Regions from separate parts of the Homo sapiens genome. Here region 2 is linked to region 1. A link is an interaction called in ENCODE POLR2A ChIA-PET data of the cell type or tissue named here. Cell type or tissue: A673. All regions are shown on one strand. Links, peaks and the distances in the headings refer to the core of each region. The heading gives the core; the rest is flanking DNA.

What was found. Peaks named below come from ENCODE experiments on the same cell type or tissue, not always from the same donor. Only the 100,000 strongest peaks of a DNase experiment are listed, where the experiment ranks them.
Region 2: POLR2A ChIA-PET joins it to region 1 with 5 read pairs; 1 of 35 experiments calls an interaction of 5 or more read pairs at or near these places.

Annotation. Positions count from the first base shown.
Region 1 is chr14:62,586,630-62,597,241 of GRCh38, forward strand. No RefSeq gene overlaps it. Among named protein-coding and RNA genes, the nearest start is that of LINC00644, 450 kb to the left of the region's middle. In A673, for the core only: no CTCF peak of the experiment used is centred there; a DNase peak (open chromatin) is centred at 6,462; H3K27ac peaks cover 5,000 bases.
Region 2 is chr14:63,337,844-63,348,455 of GRCh38, forward strand. No RefSeq gene overlaps it. Among named protein-coding and RNA genes, the nearest start is that of GPHB5, 24 kb to the left of the region's middle. In A673, for the core only: no CTCF peak of the experiment used is centred there; DNase peaks (open chromatin) are centred at 4,718 and 6,228.

The DNA.
Region 1 (10,612 bases), core at 3,384-8,383:
TGATTCTCCTGCCTCAGCCTCCTGAGTAGCTGGGACTACAGGTGCACGCCACCACACCCAGCTAATTGTTGTATTTTTACTAGAGACGGGTTTTCACCATGTTGGCTAGACTAGCCTTGAACTCCCGACCTCAGGTGATCCACCCACCTCAGCCTCCCAAAAAGCTGGGATTACAAGCATGAGCCACCATGCCCAGCCAAGGAATTGGTCTAATTTATTGAAGTTTCAGATTTATGTGTGTAGAATATTTCTTAGTATTTATCCATCAACTCTCTATGGAAAGTGTAGTTATACCTCTTATTTCTTTTCTGATAGTAGAAATTTGTATCTGGTCTCCTTTTCTTGTCAGTTTTCTAAGAAGTTTATTAATTTTATTAATTTTTTGAAAGAACCAGCTTTGGTTTGACTGATTCTAATGTTTTTCTGTTTTTCACTTCATGATCTCTGGTCTTACATTTATTCCCTTCCTGCTGCTTGCTTTGAATTTACTTTGCATTTTACCTTGAGTCTTGAGGGGAAAGCTTAAATATTTTCATATGGCTTGTAGGCTAATTTCTTTTTATTTTAAAAATTGTTAAACAAAATACAAAGAGTATGGAATAAGACTTTATATGGCTAAAAAAGCACACAAAAAAATTGCTATGTGGCCCTTTGTAGAAAACATATACCAAACCCTGCATCAAATTTTTGATTTGAAACTTACCTTCCTAATATAACATTTAGTGCTATGAGTTTTCCTCTCAGCACTGATTTAGCAGCACTTTATAGATTTTTATGTTGAATTTTCATTTTTATTGAATTCAATACAAATCACAATTCACTGACAGGTCTTCTTTTGCCCATAGACTATGTGGAAAAACTTTGTTTAAATTAAAAGTAAAGAGATTTTCTGGTTATCTTTTTGGTGCTAATGCCTATTTAATTCTATCACAGAAAAACATACTTGCATAATTTCTATGCTTTTACATTTTTAGGTTAGTTTTATGACTCAAGATATACCTTGATGAATGCTTTGCATGCAGTTTTAAAGAGTATGCATTCTGCTGAAGTTGTGTGGGGTATTTTCTAAATATCTATTTAATCCAATTGGTAGATGGTGTTATTAGTTATTATACATCCTTGCTAATTTTGTATTAGTTCCATAGATTACTGAGAGGTAATTCAAGTCTTCACTTATAATCATGCATTTGTGACTTCTACTGTTAGTTCCATCCATTTTTTTTTACACATCTGTACTTCATGTATTATGAAGATCTTTTATTTGGTATATAATCATTTAGGATTGTTATGTCTTCTTGATGGATTGACATGTTTTTTCCTAATAATTATCTTTGCTCTGAAGACTAGTCTGATATTAATAAAAACTGAAGTTTTCTTTTGATTAGTATTTAATATGGGTTTTTCTCAATGCTTTTAACCTATCTATAAAATTATATGCAAAGTGTTGCATGAGTGACAAGGTTTTGTCCCATAGTCTCTGAAAATCCCGTAAGTGTAAGATTGGGATGTTTAACTCCCTTTTTGGACACTGAAAATCATGGTGGGTACATTGATGGAGGATACATGGTGGAGACTCTGAATTTTGCCTTCCTCTGAAGAATAATTCTCATTTTACTAAGCAATTAACTTGGCTGGATTCAAACTTCAAATTCAGGCTTCCCTGTTTATATCTATGACAGTGATTCCAATAAAGCAAATAGAATCTCTGCTCAACCTCTTCAGCTTCAAGTTTCTGAGTTTGCAGCAGACCTTGCTATTTCTTCCTGCAATCGCATAGTTTAACAATTAGCCAAGAATTTTGGTGACTTTTACATGCGGATTTTGGAGCTCCTACCTATATGATCTCTTCCAAGATTCTCTGCCCCTTAATTTTTATCTGCTTTGCCAGTCTCAAATCTATCTTCTACTGACAAAAAGTCAGTAGGCATGTCAATCCATCAAGAAGACATAAGAATCCTAAATGATTATATACCAAATAAAAGATACATTATTTTCAGTTTTCTGATGCCCTGAGCCATGGGGACTTTAGGGAATGCACCAGACAAAAATGCTTTAAATTTACACATATAACTAAGGTCTTGTCTTTCCTGTTTTTCAAATGAAGAATCCCCTACAGTTTCTGCCAGATTTTAACCACTAGCTAGCACATTCATATAGTTTGGTGATTTTACATATATATCCTAGATTTTATATCTGGTATCTTAGTTTTTGTTGTATGTGCTAGAGGTTTAGTCTGACCATGCCACATTGCTGTTACTGGAATCTGTAAGCTCCCTGTACCATTTATTCTGTGTGTGTCGATATCACATATTATAATCAGTGACCATCAGGGAAAGCTGTCATTCAGGCTTTGGATCTGCCTCTTGTTGTTTTATGCACAGTTTCACTCTAGAGGAAGATATTTACAGACGGAAGCAGCTAGCCAGCAGTCACCAGGAATACTGAGACTCCTTCACTAAGTCAAGAGGAGCCAGCCCTTTAGTCTGATTCACAGGTCAAAGTGTTAACATAGCTGGACAGAACATACTCCTGATTACCTAAAGGAAGAACATAAGAGCATTTCCTTTTGGGCTTATGCAGAATCTTGACCCTATTCCGGAAATCTCCTGATAATATTTCTATGTGAAATTAGATTAAAGATATCCACATTCAAAACTTTCATCATCTGTTGGTTTCCTGTTCTCCTCTTTTCTGGAGACACTGAAATTCTTCCATATTAGCAAAGGGAGATAGTAAATAATAGAAATATAATGGCTTGATACTTAAAATGTGTTATGTGGATCAGCAGTGTTAGCATCATCTGGCAACGCTTTAGAAATGCAGAAACTCAGGCTTTATAAATCCACTGAGTCAGAATGTGATTTTAACGAGATTCACCAGATGATTCTTAGGCATATTAAAGTCTGAGAAACACCAAGCTAAAACACAGGCTGCTTGGAGAAGAGCTTCTTAAATTATCAAAGGATATTATTTGTTATTCATGACAATCATAGACTAATACCAATAATATACAATAGAAATCAGTATAAAATATATAATATCTATTTTATTAGATTCAATAAACAGAATCATTATAAAAAATCAGATCATACATTAAAAACAAAAAGAATCATAAAAACTATTCATTGAAATAATGCCTTTTAGATTATTAATATTCACATATAAAACACTAAACATCTGTTGACTTTATAATTCACTACCTACTCTTTCAAGTTATTTTGTTTGAATTTATTTTATAATGCTTTGTATAAAAATTCCACCTAGGTTTTGGTGATTTCATTGCTTTATTAGCCAGTCAATCTCGCAAATAATACATTGTAGTTTTCTCATTTCAAATGTATTTACAAAATGGAATTAAATGTATGAAATCTTTTTGTCTATGTCTTCAGAATCACTTCCATTTTTACTCCTTGCCTTATTACTATTGCTACATGCAGAAAGGGATATCTTTGCTTGACAGAGATTCCAGTGAAGTTTGCTTTGCCATGTACAAATTGTTCAAAATAAATAATTCAAAACTTCCTTCCTTAGTTACTAGTTGCAAACAATAAATGTGGAAAAATATCTGATTATTCAAAAATCAAAATGGTAATGAAATATTAAGTTATCAAAATGTTTACTTTTTTTCATATTCGTGTACCTTTTGAATGCGAGATGACAGACTAACCTTAAAACATCACATCTCAGAACATTGTCTTACAAGACATAGTAGTATGCAGTTTGTACCATATGAAAACCATACCATGAATTCAACAACTGAACTGGTATAGATCCTGTTCAGAAGGAGACATCCACCAGCCATTCTCTTGGCTGTCACAATAATGTCTAATTACTATAAAAATATGCAAATGCTTACTCTCAAGTATAGTATTTATCTTTTTGCAGATCTGTAACAGGGTTGGTTGTATTCATCAATCCACATACCATACTCTAAGCAGCATTGTTCTCAAGTACTCAAATTAAATTCTGACCCAGTATACCAAGAAAATGGGCATTCCTCATTTTCATATCCACTGTTTTTCATGTAACAATGCTGAGTAATAAACTAGATGAGGCAGTGTAGATACAGCAGCTTTGTGATTTATGTCTATAGCTGCCTAACTAGAGTCCACTTGAGAAATGACAGGTTAGTACTCCAAAACTTCAAGACATACAGATTTGGATTTGCAAATTAAATTTAGATCATAAGTTCCCTTTTCCTAAGTTTCTCCTCTACTCTCCCCCAATCCCTTATCGAAATCTCACTTAATATGGTTCTACAGTATTCTCCATCCTAAGGTCATATTTGACCTATACCTCTGGCTCTTTCAATTTTTATTTCATTACATTATAGAGATTAGATATTCCATTTCTATTGTGCCTCACCAATAATTTTATATGTTAAACAAATCTATGCATATTTGCATTTATTCTGCTTCTTAGATGAAGCTGGTTTTTCCTTAATATTTTTATTTGTGTGTTCATTTCTAAACACTCAGACCATCTTCAATGCTTTATTTTAATTACCATAACAAGACCAATAATTTCAGGCTTCTGTGACTTTAGATCATAGTCTGACAATAAATGGAAGACAATTCCACTGAAGGAGGGGCCTGGCAGGTAATGGCAAAGGAGGGATACTAAATGTCTACTACTTAACAAGCCACTTGAGTACAGCGTCTCACTGCCACCAGTACTCTCAGTGAGGTACTCAATTACCTTATTGACTGGAGTGTTGTCTGCTAGTTCTTCCAAAGGCTTCAAAAATCTTTGAATTGACCAAATCATAAGACATTCCCTACAGCATTCAGAATGCCAAATGCCTTGGAGAAATGGAAACAATGGCTATTTCCTGCTTATATAACATATATTGTCATCTGGCTTCCGAAGCTGCACTACCTAGTCTCAAAGAATACTTAGTGAAAGAGACTTTGGACCTCCTTCTGTAATAATTTAAGGGGTGCATTAGGAAGATAAATCCAGAAAGAAAGAAATAGAACAGCATGAAAAAGAATAGATTGGAAGTAGGAATATTATGATAGGATTCTGATTAGAAGTAATGGGGGCCTGAATTAATGTAGAAGGACAAGAGAGAACAGAACAGTTTTGGGAAACATTACATAAATTGATTGAATATAGGATAATAGGGAAAGCATGTCTTTAGAGAGAGAAAAATGTTGAAAGAGTAATTTAGTATATTTTTAAGTAAATAAAATTTGAGGTGGCACTGAGATTCAAGTGGTATCCATAAATTTAGATATCTGTATAATAAAAATCCCTAAAAGATGTGAAATAATGGCAAGTAAAGGCATTCAGATAAAATTGTGGGTAAATCATAAAAACAGCAATCCTAAGTAATGACTAACTAATAAGTCAAAAAATAAATGGATGTTTGTTTTCATGCCCAAAGGGTATTGAATTACATGAATTATAGCTTTAAACAATGTCCTACAATGCAGCATATGATAAAACATGGCAATAAAATATATAAAAAACAAAATTAATCAGAAAAGCAGTAAGACTGTAAGACCCCAAGAGAGCAAAATAGTCTAATAGGCAAAAAGTTGAAGCAAATAATCCATACAAAAGGAAATATAGCCAATGAACATTTGAAACATTCCATTTTACTAAAAATAAAAGAAATTCAAAGAATTAAGATTTCTATACCTAATACTCTTAAGCTTAACAAATTAGCAAAGATGTTTAAAATATTGTGATTCCTCTAAGTTGGGGAATATATGATAATGCAGACTTAGCTATTCTGGTACAATACTCCTAAAAAGCAATTTAAAAATACATACATCAAAAGGCCTAAAAGTGTTTATGTCTGGAATTATACTGCTAGACCCATCCTATGGAAACTATCAGAAATAGGAAGACTTAAGCATAAAGTTCATTACAACTTCATCTATAAAATCAAAAAATGTGGGGGGATCCTAAATACCCCATAATATTGCCTTGCTTATTTCTAAACACTTTTATAGTAGATAGTATCTTCCTGAATTTTGAAACATATTAGGTACATATTGTTGCATAAATAACGTAGACTTTAAATTTTATGAATGTGGAAAAATGGTTCTAATGTAATATGAAAATGGACAAGCAAAATAATGCATACGTATTATGTATAATAATTACATTTTGTTATATTATGTATAACATACACGAGAGAAATTCACTAACATGTATATGTAACACTTATATGTAGTTATTTGAAGATTTTATAACTAGCAGGAATATCATTCTTTTGTGTTTCTACGTTTTCCAGTGTATATTCATGATATTGCAATAAGTAAATTTTATAGCTGAATAGTAATCATCTATGTTATGAATAGATCAGTTTGTTGATCCATTGTGGCAGCCATGGAGGTGTGCTCCTCAAGTCTACCTTCAGGAAACAAGCAAATGTGAGGAGTGTAGGGAACTGACAGCCTCAAGTTGCAATTCTTTACAAGCTGTTCAGTATTTGAGATGAGTCATCCTTTTTCTGGGTGGCACCGGGTGATGACTGAACACAGCTTGTATTCTAGGGTTCAGCTTTTCACAGATGTGAGGCCCACATCATGTTCTTAAAGATTTTCTATCTTATTCCAGCTCTCTTGCCTTTTCATCTTTTACAGGTGTTTCCCCTAATACACTCTTGCAATACTCTGTTTTGGCATCCACTTCCAATAGGACATAAACCAACAAATCCATTCACGTGTTGATGGATATTTGAGTTGATTCCACTCTTCAGCTATTATAAATAAAATTGCTATTTGTGTACAAGTAGTTTTGTGGGGCGTGGTGGGGGGATGCTTTTATTTCACTTAGATAACTATCAAGAGCGAAACTGCTGGGTCATGGGATATGTTTATGTGTAACTATTAGAAACTGCCCAGCTGTTTTCCAGAGTATCTGTACCTTTTTCACTCCCACCAGCAATATGAAAGTTGTGGTTGTTCCACGGCCCTAACACTATTTGATACTGTAAATTAAAAAAAAAAAAAAACATTTTAGTGGGTCTGCATAGGTCTCTCATTGTGGTCTTAATTTGTATTTTGCCGATGACTAATTATATTGAACATCTTTTCCTGTGCTGAACAACCATTTATATATCTTTCTTGGAGAACCATTTTAAAATTTCAGGCACTTTAAAAAATTTGGGCTGATGTTCTAATTATTGTATTACAGAAGTTTTTATATGTTCTAGAAAGTAGTCCTTTCCTAAAAATATGACTATTGTGAATATTTTCTCCTACTTTGTAGCTTGCCTTTTCATTTTCTTAATGGTGCCTTTTGGTGCCTTTTGAAAAGAAGGCTTTAACCTGATCAAGTACAATTTATAGTGTTTTTTTTCTTTTATGGTATTTTTTCATGCACAGCAATTTTCCTTTATTTTTTCAAGAATTCTTACAGTCTTATTTTTTGTATTTAAGTCTATAATCCATTTCAGATTAATGTTTGTTCAGTTTGAAGAAGTGTTGAGATTTTTCTTCTCTTACTATAGGTCGCCGGTTTACAATATTTGTTGAAAATATATGCATTATCTATTGATTAATATGTTTGGGCATATCTTCAAGAACACATTGACCTTGTGTATGTGGCTCTATTTCTGGAAAAGCTACTGTTTTGTTGATTCTAAAGTCTACCCTTACACCAATAACACACTGTATTAATTATCATAGTCTTATATAAAGTATTGAAATCAACTTTGCTCTTCTTTGAAAAATTGTTTTAGTTATTCTAGTTCAATTTAACTTCCAAGTCTGCTTGTCAGTTCTAGAATTTTTCTTTTTATGCTTTTAATCTGCTGATATTCCCTCTGTTCATTTATGAAGAGTATATGTCTCCTTAATTCTTTGAATACATTTGTAAAAAGAAAAGTCAAGAAAAGACCCATAAATAACTCATCTAGTATAATAATTGAAGAGTTTAAAGCCGCTACTATATATGTCTCTTTCCATATATTCTAATAACTCAAGCTGTCATGAACTCTTTTTTTTTGACTTTATTATTCACTTTTAATTTTAAAGTTTCTATGACAAAGAGTTTCAAACAAAACAAAATTAGACAAGATAATAAAATGAATCCAGACATACTCACAATACTATAATACTAAAATATATCCACAATGTGCATCCCCAATAACCATTAACCCATGTACAATTTTGCCCTTCCCACATCCCATCCATATTGCCATCTACATTCCACCACTATACCTCTCCTACTATCATTTGTAAGCAAAATCCTTAAGTATTTGAGTATATGTTTCTAGAAGATAAGTATTTTTTTTCAAACAAAAGCACAATATTATTGTTGTACGTAAACATTTAGTAAAAATATTTCATATCATAAGTATTCAAATATTTAGCCGCCACAAATTTCTAATTGCTGATTAAATGACATAATTTTTTTATGTTGTTTGAAACAAGCTCTAATTTAGGTTCATACTTTGTGATTGATTAATGTCTTTTAAATCTTTTTTTTATTATTATTATTGTCATGAACTCTTAACAGCTGACTTCTCAGCTTAGCATGACTGCCATGCTCTACTTGGACCCTGGCTCACTGTGCTGTGGTCAGAATATTATTTCCAGGAAGATAGCTGGTCCGGTAATGGAGCTTACCTTCCGTTTTCCAGCTCTCAAAGATTGCACTCTTCTACTGCCTGCTGTGCAGTGCCTGAATACAGTTGCTTCATATATTTTGTTTAGTTTTATGATTGTTGACAAGAAGACGAACTACTCTAGCAGAGCTTTTTTCTTTAATCTGAAAATGCTAGATTAGGTTTGATGATGGCATCAGTTAATATTTCTAGGCCAGTGATATGTAATAGAACTTTCTATAATGATTAAAATGCTCTATATCTCTACTAACCAATAAGAGGCTACTAGCTGCATGCAGTAATTGACCACTTAAAATGTAGTTACTACAGTTGAGGAAGTGGATTTCTAATGTGTCATTTAATTTAGATAGTCACATGAGGCTAGTGGCTACCATCTTGGACAGTGCAGTTCTAAGTACGAGGGATAAAAGCATTTACCTTGAACCAGCATAAGTGCCTTATGCGAGTAACTTATGTTGATGTTGGTTACTTGAGTCAATTTTCTGGCTTGCTTTGTTTCTTACAGTTTGTTTGGTTCTCAAACATCTGCCCACCCCATCACCACAAATCGCTCTCTGATACGTGTGTTCTTCTTATATTTCAGTTTCGGCATTGCATCTGACATGATGCCAATCTTAACCTTCCCTCTTTTTTTTTTAATGTAAGTAATATATCTATTATAAGGAGAAACTGTGTCCCAATCATCCCTAAAATTCACAATAGCACTATGTGCTGTGCCTCATTATGACTGATTGTCTATTTTTGACATTTTGACTCTTAGGGTGAAACTGAAGGTTTGTACTTACAAGAGGATCAGAATTTAGATAAACATTGATTGACATTACTTGATTTTACCAAGAAATAATCAAGGGAAAAACTGTGTTTTCCTCATATAGTTCTAAATTTATGCCATTAGAATATTGTTAATACTAGATCAACTTTAATTGTAGCTGTTTTTTCCTACTTCAGAATTCCATGTGCAAGAAAGGGTAAAACTGAGTATTAATTTAGATCTAATTGGCCACTCTAATAAAAATTCAGATTTCGGTGTTTTAACATCTACCTAATATAAAGTAACATAAGTAAATATATACAAAACCTAGATATAGGAGAGTGGTGAAACAAGATGGTGGAAAAGGACTCTCTAGGGGTCATCCCCCTAAACACAAAAAAATCAATTTGAACAACTATCCATGCAGAAAAATACCTTCACAAGAACTAAGGAAATCAGGTGAAAGATCACAGAATCTGGTTGTAGCAAAGTAAGAAAAATTGAATTGAATGGAGTGGGAAGAACAGTTCTATAGGACTTTGAAAAGAGAGAAAGAAAAAAGCAGAAAGCTTAAGAAAATGTTAGCAGAAAACTTCCTAAACCTGGAGAAATATGTAAATATCCAGGTAAAGAAAGGTTAAAGATCTTCAATCATATTCAATCCAAAGTAACCCAAGACTTATAATCAAACCGTCAAAAATCAAAGAGAAGATCTTGAAAATAGCTGGAGAAAATAAGTAAATAATGTATAAGGTATTCCAATATTCTAGCTGATTTCTCAGCAAAAATCTTACAGGCCAGGAGAAAGTGAGATGATATACATGCAGATGTTCACTGTAGTACTGTTCACAATAGCGAAGATATGGAATCAACCTAAATGCTCATTCATGAAAGACTGGATAAAGAAAATATGGTACATATACACCATGGAATACTATGCAGCCATAAAAAAGAGTGAGATCATGTCCTTTGCAGGAACATGGATGGAGCTGGAGACCATTATCCTTAGCAAACTAACACAGGAACAGAAAACCAAGGACCCCATTGTCCTCACTTATAAGTGGGAGCTAAATGAGAACACATGTACACATAGAGCGGAACAACACACATTGGGGCGTTTCAGAGGGTGAAGGGTGGGAGGAAAGAAAGGATCAGGAAAAATAACTAATGGGTACTAGGCTTAATGCCTAGGTGATGAAATAATCTGCACAGAAAACTCCCATGACACAAGTTTAACCTATGTTACAAACCTTGACTCGTACCCCTGAACTCAA
Region 2 (10,612 bases), core at 1,832-6,831, 750 kb after region 1:
ATCAGGGAAATGCAAATCAAAACCACAATGCGATACCACCTTACTCCTGCAAGAATGGCCATAATCAAAAAATCAAAAAATAACAGATGCTGGCATGGATGCAGTGAACAGGGAACACTTTTACACTGCTGGTGGGAATGTAAACTAATACAATCATTATGGAAAACAGTGTGGAGATTCCTTAAAGAACTAAAAGTAGAACTACCATTGGATCCAGCAATCCCACTACTGGGTATCTACCCAGAGGAAAAGAAGTCATTATGCAAAAAAGATGCTTGCACACACATATTTATAGCAGTACAATTCGCAATTGCAAAAATGTGAAACAAACCCAAATGCACATCAGTCAACAAGTGGATAAACTGTGGTATATATATAAGATGGACTACTACTCAGCCATAAAAAGGAATGAATTAATGGCATTCCTAGCAACCAGGATGAGATTGGAGACTATTCTTCTAAGTGAAGTAACTCAGGAATGGAAAACCAAACATCATATATTCTCACTCATAAGTGGGAGCTAAGCTATGAGGATGCAAGGGCATAAGAATGATGCAATGGACTTTAGGAACTTAGGGAGAAAGGATGGGAAGGGGGTGAGGGATAAAAGACTACAAATTGGGTGCAGTGTATACGCTTGGGTGATGGGTGCACCAAAATCTCACACATCACCGCTAAAGAACTTATGTAACCAAATACCACCTGGTCCCCTATAACCTATGGAAATAAAAAATTTAAAAATAAGTAAATAAATAAGTTTTTATAATCTTTTCCTTTATTGTACCCAAAGGTCTCACCTAGGCCCTTATCATGTCCTCAGAAGGTCAAGGAGAGAAAAAGGAAACAAAGTAAATGTGCACATATATAACACCTTTTTTGAACCCCAAGCAGAATATTTTCTCCTTCATCCAATTAAAAAAAAAAAAAAAAAAAAACAAAACTTGCCAATGGCCCCCCTTCCTGAAGAATTTCAAGGGGAAAAGGGAAAGGGCTGGTCACAATAGATCTGGCCTGAATTTGTCTGTTCTCATACTGATATAAAGAAATACCTAAGTCCGGGTAATTCATAAAGAAAAGAGGTTTAATTGGCTCATGGTTCCACAGGCTGTACAGGAAGCATGGCTGGGGAGGACTTAGGAAACTTACAATCATGGTAGAAGGTGAAGGGGAAGCAGGCACATCTTACATGGCTGGAGCAAGAGGAAGAGAGAGAGGAGGGAAGTGTCTCACACTTTTAAACAACCAGATATCATGAGAACTCTATCACAAGAATAGCACCTGGGGGCCGGACACGGTGGCTCACACCTGTAATCCCAGCACTTTGGGAGGCCAAGGTGGGCAGATCACCTGAGGTCGGGAGTTCGAGATCAACCTGACCAACATGGAGAAACCTCATGTCTACTAAAAATACAAAATTAGCTGGGCACGGTGGCGCATGCCTGTAATCCCAGCTACTTGGGAGGCTGAGGCTGGATAATTGCTTGAATCTGGGAGGCGGAGGTTGTGGTGAACCGAGATGGCGCCATTGCACTCCAGCCTGGGTGACGAGTGAAACTCTGTTTCAAAAAAAAAGAATAGCACCTGTGGGAAAATCCACCCCCATGATCCGATTACCTCCCACCAGGTCCAACTTCCAACATAGGGGATTACAATTCGACATGAGATTTGGGTGGGGACACAAATCCAAACCATATCAGGGCCACAGACAGAGCCCCTGGAGTATCAGTAGTGACCCCATGTACGTTGGCCCTCTCCTCCATTGTGCCAAAAAAAGATATAAGGTATTTTACACATTTTTCTGAAATCAAGAGGCACTATATCCTTATCTAATGGCTTCATAAACCTCTCAAAAAATTTTTTTTGTTCCAGCACAGTGGCTAATACTTGTAATCCCAGCCCTTTGGGAGGCCAAGGTGGGAGCATCACTTCAGCCCAGGGGTTTAAGACCAGCCTAAGCAACATAGTGAGACCTTATCTCTACAAAAGATTAAAACATTAGGTAGTGCATGCCTGTGGTCCCAGCCTACTAGGAAGGCTGTGATGGGAGGATCACTTGTGCCTGGGAGGTTGAGGCCACAGTGAACTGTGATCACACCACTGCACTCCAGTCTGGGTGACAGGGCAAAACTCTGTCTCTTTTTTTTTTTTTTTTTTTTTAGTTTGACATGATGTTTTGGTGAGCTCATGTTGACTGCCAATGAATATTGCCTTCCTAAGTAATATATACCTTTCAGGCTTACCTTTGTAATTTCAACAACTCATCTTCTGATTTTTTTTTTAATTTGGGCAACATTCATTGATCTCTTGGCACTACTGCTGCCCTCCATGATTTTGAAAGTTCACAAAAATAGTTTTGTTGTCATTTCTATAAGATCTATTAGAATATAATTTGCTAGGTCCTAGATTCTTGACCATATTCATTGAATGAGGGTTTAATTGCCTCTTTCAGCAACATTCATCCTATAGTCATCTGTCGAGCACCATTCCAGGTTCTGGGATAGAGATGTAAAACATACTAAAAGTCCCTATCATTCAGTAGCTCTTTGTCTAAAGAAACAGCTGAAAAATAAGCCAACAATTACAACAATTTTAAATGCCATAACAGAGATTTGTGTAGGGAGCTACGGGTTAGAAGGGCACTTAAACAAGCCTGGAGGGGGCAGAGAAAGCTTTCCGGGATGAAATGTCCTCTGAGCATGTGAAGAGCTGGGAAGTAAATATGCCAAGAGAAAGAAAAGGGCATTCTGCACACACTTAAAGGCTCAGAATTAAGGGATAACTCAGAAAGTTCAGGAACTGAAAGTCATTTGGCCACAGGGAGAAGTAATAGGAGAGGAAGGGCACATCAAAGGTGAGCAGGGTCCGGTTCTGCTGGGAAGACACTAAGGATCTTATTCAGAGGAGTGAAATGATCAGATAGGAGTTTTATTTATTTATTTATTTATTTATTTATTTAGAGACAGAGTCTCACACTGTTGCCCAGGCTGGAGTGCAATGGCGTGATCTCGGCTCACTGCAACTTCTGCCTCCTGGGTTCAAGTGATTCTCCTGCCTCAGCCTCCCGAATAGCTAGGATTACAGGTGCCTGCCACCATGCCTGGCTTATTTTTTGTATTTTTAGTAGAGACTGGGTTTCACTATGTTGGCCAGGCTGGTCTTGAACTCCTGACCTCATGATCCACCTGCCTCGGCCTCCCAAAGTGCTGGGATTACAGGCATGAGCCACTGCACCTGGCCTTCAGATAGGAGTTTTAAACAAATCCTTCCAATCCTGAAAACTAAAGTGTGTGTGTGATAGGAATCAGAAGGTGAGATTCAGACTCAGTGACCAGACATGAGACCACTGAGTTAATGAGGGGAGAAATCCTGAGAAGACAATGGAACTGTGGATAAAAGAGGAGAGAGACCAGACACCGCGACTCAGGCCTATAATCCCAGCACTTTGGGAGGCTGAGGCAGGTGGACTGCATGAGCCCAGGAGTTCAAGACCAGCCTGGGCAACATAGTGAGACCCCATCTCTACAAAAAATACAAAAATTAGTCAGGTATGGTGGCACATGCCTGTAGTCCCAGCTACTTGGGAAGCTGAGGCAGAGGTGAGAGGACTGCTTGAGCCCAGGAGTTTGAGGCTGTAGTGAGTCATGACCATGCCACTGCATTCCAGCCTGGGCAACATAGCGAGACCCTGTCTCAAAAAAAAAAAAAAAAAAAAAAAGGAGAAAGAGCAATCAAAATCTATCTGGGAGGTTGACACTTGACAGGATCTAGTTACAAAAGGATGATGGAGGAGGACACATCTCCAGTGGCTTGTCTGGCTTTGCTGATGGGATAGACGGTTGTACTATTGACCAGCAGGGGAGTTTGGGGGAAGAGGTTTGGGAGCAGGTGAGTGCACTCTGTTGACTTTGAAAGATTTGCCGGACAGTACAGCAGAGATTACTCACAGGTAGAAAAGTAGGTCTGCACTCCAAAAAGAGGTTGGGGCAAGAAAGAAAACAACTGTTTTGTTTGCACACTGGGGTGGTAGAAATGGTTTGGGATGAACAAGATCTTCCAGGAATTATGTGGAGTAAAGAAAAGGGGCAAAAAGTCGAATACAGAGCCTTGTAGCTTAGTACCTACTAATTTAGACCCAAGTGTTTATCTCCTCAGGGATCCCACAGCGCCTTGACCTAACAATCACCATTTTTAAGTTCATGAAATTTTTTTTTCACATTAAACACAATTAACTTAAAGCTAGGGACAGAATCTTGATTTAGTATTCCCAGGATCAAATACACAACTAAGAATGTCTACATGTTCAATAAATATTTATTAAACAATGGTATATTCATATACAAGAGGGAGAGAAATAGCAACTCTGACATGCTTCTGTTTCAAAAAATTACCAGTTTTTAGCATGTCACTCAAAACCAACTTTTATCTAAGAACCCACTCCTTTCCCCTCTCTGTCCCCTCTTTCACTTTACTCACTTCAGAGCACAAATCTGGTTTCCAGACTCTACCACTTGCTTCCTTGCCTCACTATGAAGAGTATTTTATATTTCTGAATGTCCCCAGTTCACTTTTAAAACTAAAAACCATAGAAATAGTCTTGACTGACTTCTGCTTTCCAATTATCCTTCTCCGAGTCCCTGGCAAGGCGGGTGAGATCAGCCTCCTGGCTGGAGACGCCACCAATGTGAGCATCGCAGCTTGAGAAAAAGAGAGCTCGATTATTCTATGGGAGGCTTTTGCAATCAGAACCTCTCCCTGGGGACAGTTTATTGACATTGGAAATTCGTCATGGTTACAAAGCACTTTGATTTCACAAAAATAAGACTGTCTTCTCTGCTAAGGTGGCAAGTCGTGTTTTGCTTTTTATGAATTAACTAGGCAAGAACCACAAGTGCAATGCTGAAGAGCCAAGATTTCTCTCCCCTCCCTAAGCCAGCTACCTAAATACTCAGAAGACAGTGATCTGTGTACATAGTCACAAAATCAGGAGAGTCAGTGAGGAAGTAAAGATGGAAAGCATTTTATCTTTAAAAGGTAGCTCTTTCATCTTTAAAAGGGCAGGCTCTTGCCTATAGAATCTCATGTTCCCAGCCATTGTGTCTTGCTTGGTAACAAACTGGAAGCAAATACAGTTAAGGCACTGTGCTTAGTCTATTATAAGAACTCAATCAACATTAACTAAAGAGCAAAACAAAAACAAAAGGTGACAACGTCTGAGTTCTGGGAGTTAGCTTTAGTTAGTACAACGCAGCCAATAGTTGGGAGTGGGAACCCATTCAGAGCTCAGGCCTAACTCTTTCTACACCTGGGAAATGAGAGTAACAAAATCAACTCCCTAGGCTCAACGGGATGGGCAGCATTTAAAGGAAAGTTCTCCTCTTCCTTTCCCCACCCTTGAGACGGGACTAGAAGATGTTTATGGTGCCATTTTATACCTAATAACAGAAAAATATATTAAAATAACACCCAATACTGACAATGATGTTATGCAAATAATGTACCCAAATTCTACAACCCACGCAAATTGACACAAATCTTATGGAAAATACTTTGCCCATATGTGTCAAAGGTCATAGAAAGTTTTCTACCTTCCCATTCCTGGCAATTTATCTTAAAGGAAAAGAATTTAAATGAGAATACAATATATGCAAAATATATTTACTACAGCATTATTTTATAAAAATAGCAACAGAAAACATCCTACTCACACAAGGATAGGAAAATATTAAAGTATGCTCCATCTACACAATGGAATAATACCTATCCATTAAAATTATTATAAAGACTACAGCATGTGGAAAAACATTTGACATTAGGTTAAGGAGGAAAATCAGAATACAGAACTATACATAATAAATGCTAGAGCTACACCTGTTTAACAATTATGCAAGCCTATGGACATAACTGGAAAGTCATAAATTATAATTAATTTTTTAAGGTGAGTGGATTGTGTTTGCCATTAAAACTTAATTATTTCAAACCTTCAAGGAAAGAAAATCATGACACTATTTAAACAATCCCAGAGAGGAAAACATCCCAATTCTTTTTACAAAGACACTAATGCAACGACAAAAATAAATTAAGAGAACATCAGAAAAGAAACCTATATTATTTCTCTTATAAGTACCTATGTAAAAATGCTAAAGAAAATGTCAGCAAGTTGAATTCAGCAACATATTAAACAAATAACATACCATGACCAAGTTGGGCTTATTCCAGAAATGCAAGGATGATTCAGTAACAGGAAATCTGTTCATATAATTCTCCATATTAATAGACCCAAGGAGGAAAAACACATGATATCATCTCAACAGAGGCTGCAAAAGCATATGATAAAATAGATGCAACATTTATTTTTGACTTAAAATAATACTTAATTTCTTAGTCCAAAAGGAAAAAATGGGTACTTTCTCAATATCATATGTATATACATACATATATATATGTGTATAGTTATACTGAATTTTGATTATTCAAAACTATAAAAACTCAGCAACAGATGCTTAGTCTGATGAGTCCCTTGGAGACTAAATGGGCACAATGACCATTCAAAGGCTCAAAGCAGGCCCTGCTATTAGAGAGTGGTCTTCCCAGATTCTATCTTCAGCCCGAGTTACTTTACCTCTGTGCTCATTAAGATGCTTTGTGCTACAAACAATACCCATTCTCAACTTTCTCCAGTAGTTAAACAGACAATTCCTAGTCCCTACCCTGGCCTCCAGGGACTCTTATGTTCCCACCACTGCCGCCCTCTTATCACCAGTCTCCACCCGACTCAGCTCTATCAGCCTCCTGGTTTTTCCTAAAATGCACCAAGCACATTCCTGCCTTCGGACTTCTGAATTTGTTTCCCCTGCCAGGAAAGTTCTTTCCTCAGATATTTTAATGGCTCACTCTCTCACTTTATTCACTTCTTTTACCACATTGCCTCAAATAGCATGCCTCTCACACACAGGACCCCCGGCAACACTCCCCATCCCCTTACCCTGCTTTATTCCCTGGCGCTATAGTATAGGTTTATCTGTGTGTTGTTTTCTCTGCTACCATAAAGCCAGCTTCATGAAGGTAAACACTCTGACCATATTGTTCCCTGCTGCATACCTAGTATCTACGCCAGTGCCTGGCACATAGCGGACATATGCTGAATACGTTGTTGAAGCAAGAGAAAGCCTGACTCATATAGGTTTCAAAATTAGGAAATTTGTTGTTTTACATAGCAAAATTTCAGAGGTAGAATAGGCTCAAGGAGAGAGCAAAGCTTGGTCTCTTTCTCCCTGAGATTTTCTCTGTTCCTCCCTCTTTAGCATATCAGCTTTGTCCTCACATGGAGGCACCCTCATGGTCACAACATGGCTGCAGCAGCAACTGGAGCAAGGTACTTTGTCTTTCATGTCCACTGAGAAAGAGCAAAACTCTGACAAGTCATTCCTTTCAGTCTGATTGGTCCCCTTTAGTTCATGTGCCCACCTCTGAACCAATCACTGACGAGCAGGAGGGAATTCCATGACTGGTTCACATGAATCAGGACCCACCTGTAGAGAAGGCTGGTGTCAGCCTCCGCAGCTTCAAGTCATTGCATGAGGAAGGGGCGGGAGGAAGCCTGAAGAAAATCAAAATTGTATGTGGAAGTGAGAAGTAGAGAAAATGGATCCTGGATAGACAATGAACCATGACCACTAAAATCTCTGACTCCAAAGGAACTCCTCAAGCCTAGGGAACTCTTTCTCATGGAGTAACTGGCATCCTGGGATCTTGGAACACAATCCTTGACTTGGGATATTTTTTGAATTAAATACCACTCTTAGATTGGGAGCTGCCTCAGCACCTTTCCTCCTGGGAAAGCCTGAGCTCTGAGAAAAAGAGATAAATACAACTCTTTCTTGAAAGGGAAAAGGAGATAGAAACAATAATAATTCAAAATACATTTCACAGAGAGCAGTTTTTCCAAACTGATATCAAAATACAAAGCATCTACATAGTAAAATATTCCTCCACAGAAATTAAAGGTCATTTAATTCATATTCAGGCAGTGTGAATAAAGGCAGCAATTCAGAGCAGGAGAAAATATTTTGTCAGCACAATGAGCAAGGCTGTAAATTACCGAAAACGTCACCAGCCAGACACTCTAAAGTGTTAAACAAACAGTTTGACTAACAAGTTGCTCTGGGTACATCTCTTGCATTAGGGTGATTTACTAGAGAATAGAGGACAAGGAGACATTCACCAAAAAGCATCTGAAGTCTTGCCTACCCTTTGAACCACGATGCAATATCCTATTTCACCTGCTGCAAAACCACAGACTGACATCTAGTATGTCATTCCTGAAAGGGGTTCAATCATATTGTTACATTGTGACTCCTTCCCTAAAATCCCTACATGACTCTTTCTTTTTAATTATCTGTTGAGGCCTCACTTACTGTACTGAGACATTTTAGGGTGGATATTTCACATGCCTTGAAAATGCTGCTTTTCTCAACGTTAGATACACCTAAACCGGTATATGTTGGCCCCCTTCCCCCAGCCCTCAATGCTGGAGGCTGCATACAACATGTAGCAAAGCAAGCCTTTGGTTTCCAACACAGAAAAGGTAACACTTTGAGCATAACTTTCTTGCTTCTTTCTAATTGTCTTCTTCAAAGGGCTTCTGGTATTCATGTGACATGAGCCCCGACATTATCCAGAATTTATAAGAACTTTCATTAAAAATATCTACCGATTTTGCGATGAATGAGAGGGAATGGTAGGAGATTTGAAGAGGCATGTTATTGTATTACTAACCAAGAAAGTCAATGCAAGTTGCTCCAGAATACACAACCAGCAAGGAACAGAGCTAGGAGCAGATTGTAGGTGCAAGACGCCCAGCCCAGGGATCCTTTTGCTACAACAATGCCCTGAGTAGGTGGCCAACTCCCTTTCTGGTGTGTCTTGCTATAGACCCAGTTGGCGCCCACTCTTATGCTGTGTAGTAAAGCACAGATTTAACTCTGAGGTTCCTTTCATCCAAAGGAAAGTTCTGGTGAAGACTTAAATATCCATAAAGAGATATAAATTAGAGTAAATAGGCCAGGGATAGTGGCTCATGCCTATAATCCCAGCACGTTGGGAGGCCAAGGCAGATGGATCACTTGAGCTCATGAGTTTGAGGCCAGCCTGGGCAACATGGGGAAACCCCATCTCTACAAAAAATACAAAAACTTGCCAGGGATGGAGGCATGCACCCCTGTAATCCCAGCTACTTGGGAGGCTGAGATGGGAGGATCACTTGAGCCACGGAGGTCTAGGCTGCAGTGATCCATGATGGTGCCACTGGACTCGAGCCTGGGTGACAGAGTGAGACCAAGAAAAGAAGAGAAGAGAGAAAATATGGAAGGAAGGAAGGAAGGAAGGAAGGAAGGAAGGAAGGAAGGAAGGAAGGAGGCTAGAGTAAATATAGGTAGAAATACATATGAAATAGTTGCTCCAAAAAAATCACAGCAACTCCTGGTTCTGAGACTTGTGAGAACTTTCACCCACTGTCCCTCACTAAGCATGTGATATAATGAACAGTGGTACCCACACCATCTCCATAGACAGTATCAGATCAAGTTTAGGCTGTCTCAAGTTGCTTCTTATTGAAGGTAAATGGCCTAGTACCAAAACAAGGTTCAGTAAAAGAGCAGATGAGTTTGCCAGAGAGGGACCAAAAAGAAGTTTAGGAAGTATACATCTCTCTAAAATGGAAAGCAAGCCAGAGAGAGGAAAAAAAAATGGACTGGGGGTCTACAGAAGACAAGCAAATGTTTAAAACAGTCACTGAGTGGAATGGAGACAGAGGGGTTTGAGCTGAGTAAATAGGCAGCCAGGCTGCAATAAGGGGTCAGATGAGATGAAATGACACATCTGCAGAGACACCAATTGCCAGGTCTACATGACTTTATTCAGGAGCATCCAGCACCCCAGGCAAGCAAGGGTGCAGAAAGGCAGAAAGCAAAGTAAATTGAGCCAAGATCTCCAGGCCAGCTGAAAGGCAAGAGGCTTGAGAACTCTGTGTCGCCAAAAAGGTGGGTGAGAGAATGAGGCAGGGGTCTGAGCTAAATAGATGAGGAAGGGAGAGAGGAACAGGGAGGGTAGACAGCGCATGGGGTTCTTGCAGCAAGAGCCATGTCACATTTTGAATCTCCAGCACCCAGAATAGTAGATGCCCAATGTATACTGAGTTTATGAATGAATGCGTGAAATGGATAAATGAATTCACACACAATCCTGAATGTATACACACACACACACACACACAGAGAGAGAGAGAGAGAGAGAGAGAGAGAGCCTTATATACTACACTAGAAGACCAGGGTCACCATCAGACAGAGTTCACCATTATTGTTAAATCTGTTCATCCTTGTTACCTCATTTGGGTTCTTCATTGCTTCCCTTGCTACACCTTTCAAGATCTAAAATTTTGACTCAGGCTCTGCATTTTGGGGAACTCAAGCAAAGACAGGGAAGTCTCCTGGGAGACGTCTACAAAAGAATTTCCTCTCCAGTGGAAAGAGATCTGTAAGGAGAAATTCTTCTTCCTCCTTCTTGATGTACTGATATGAGGGCATGGTGCCCGGAGCTGTGGCAGCCATCTTGCAAG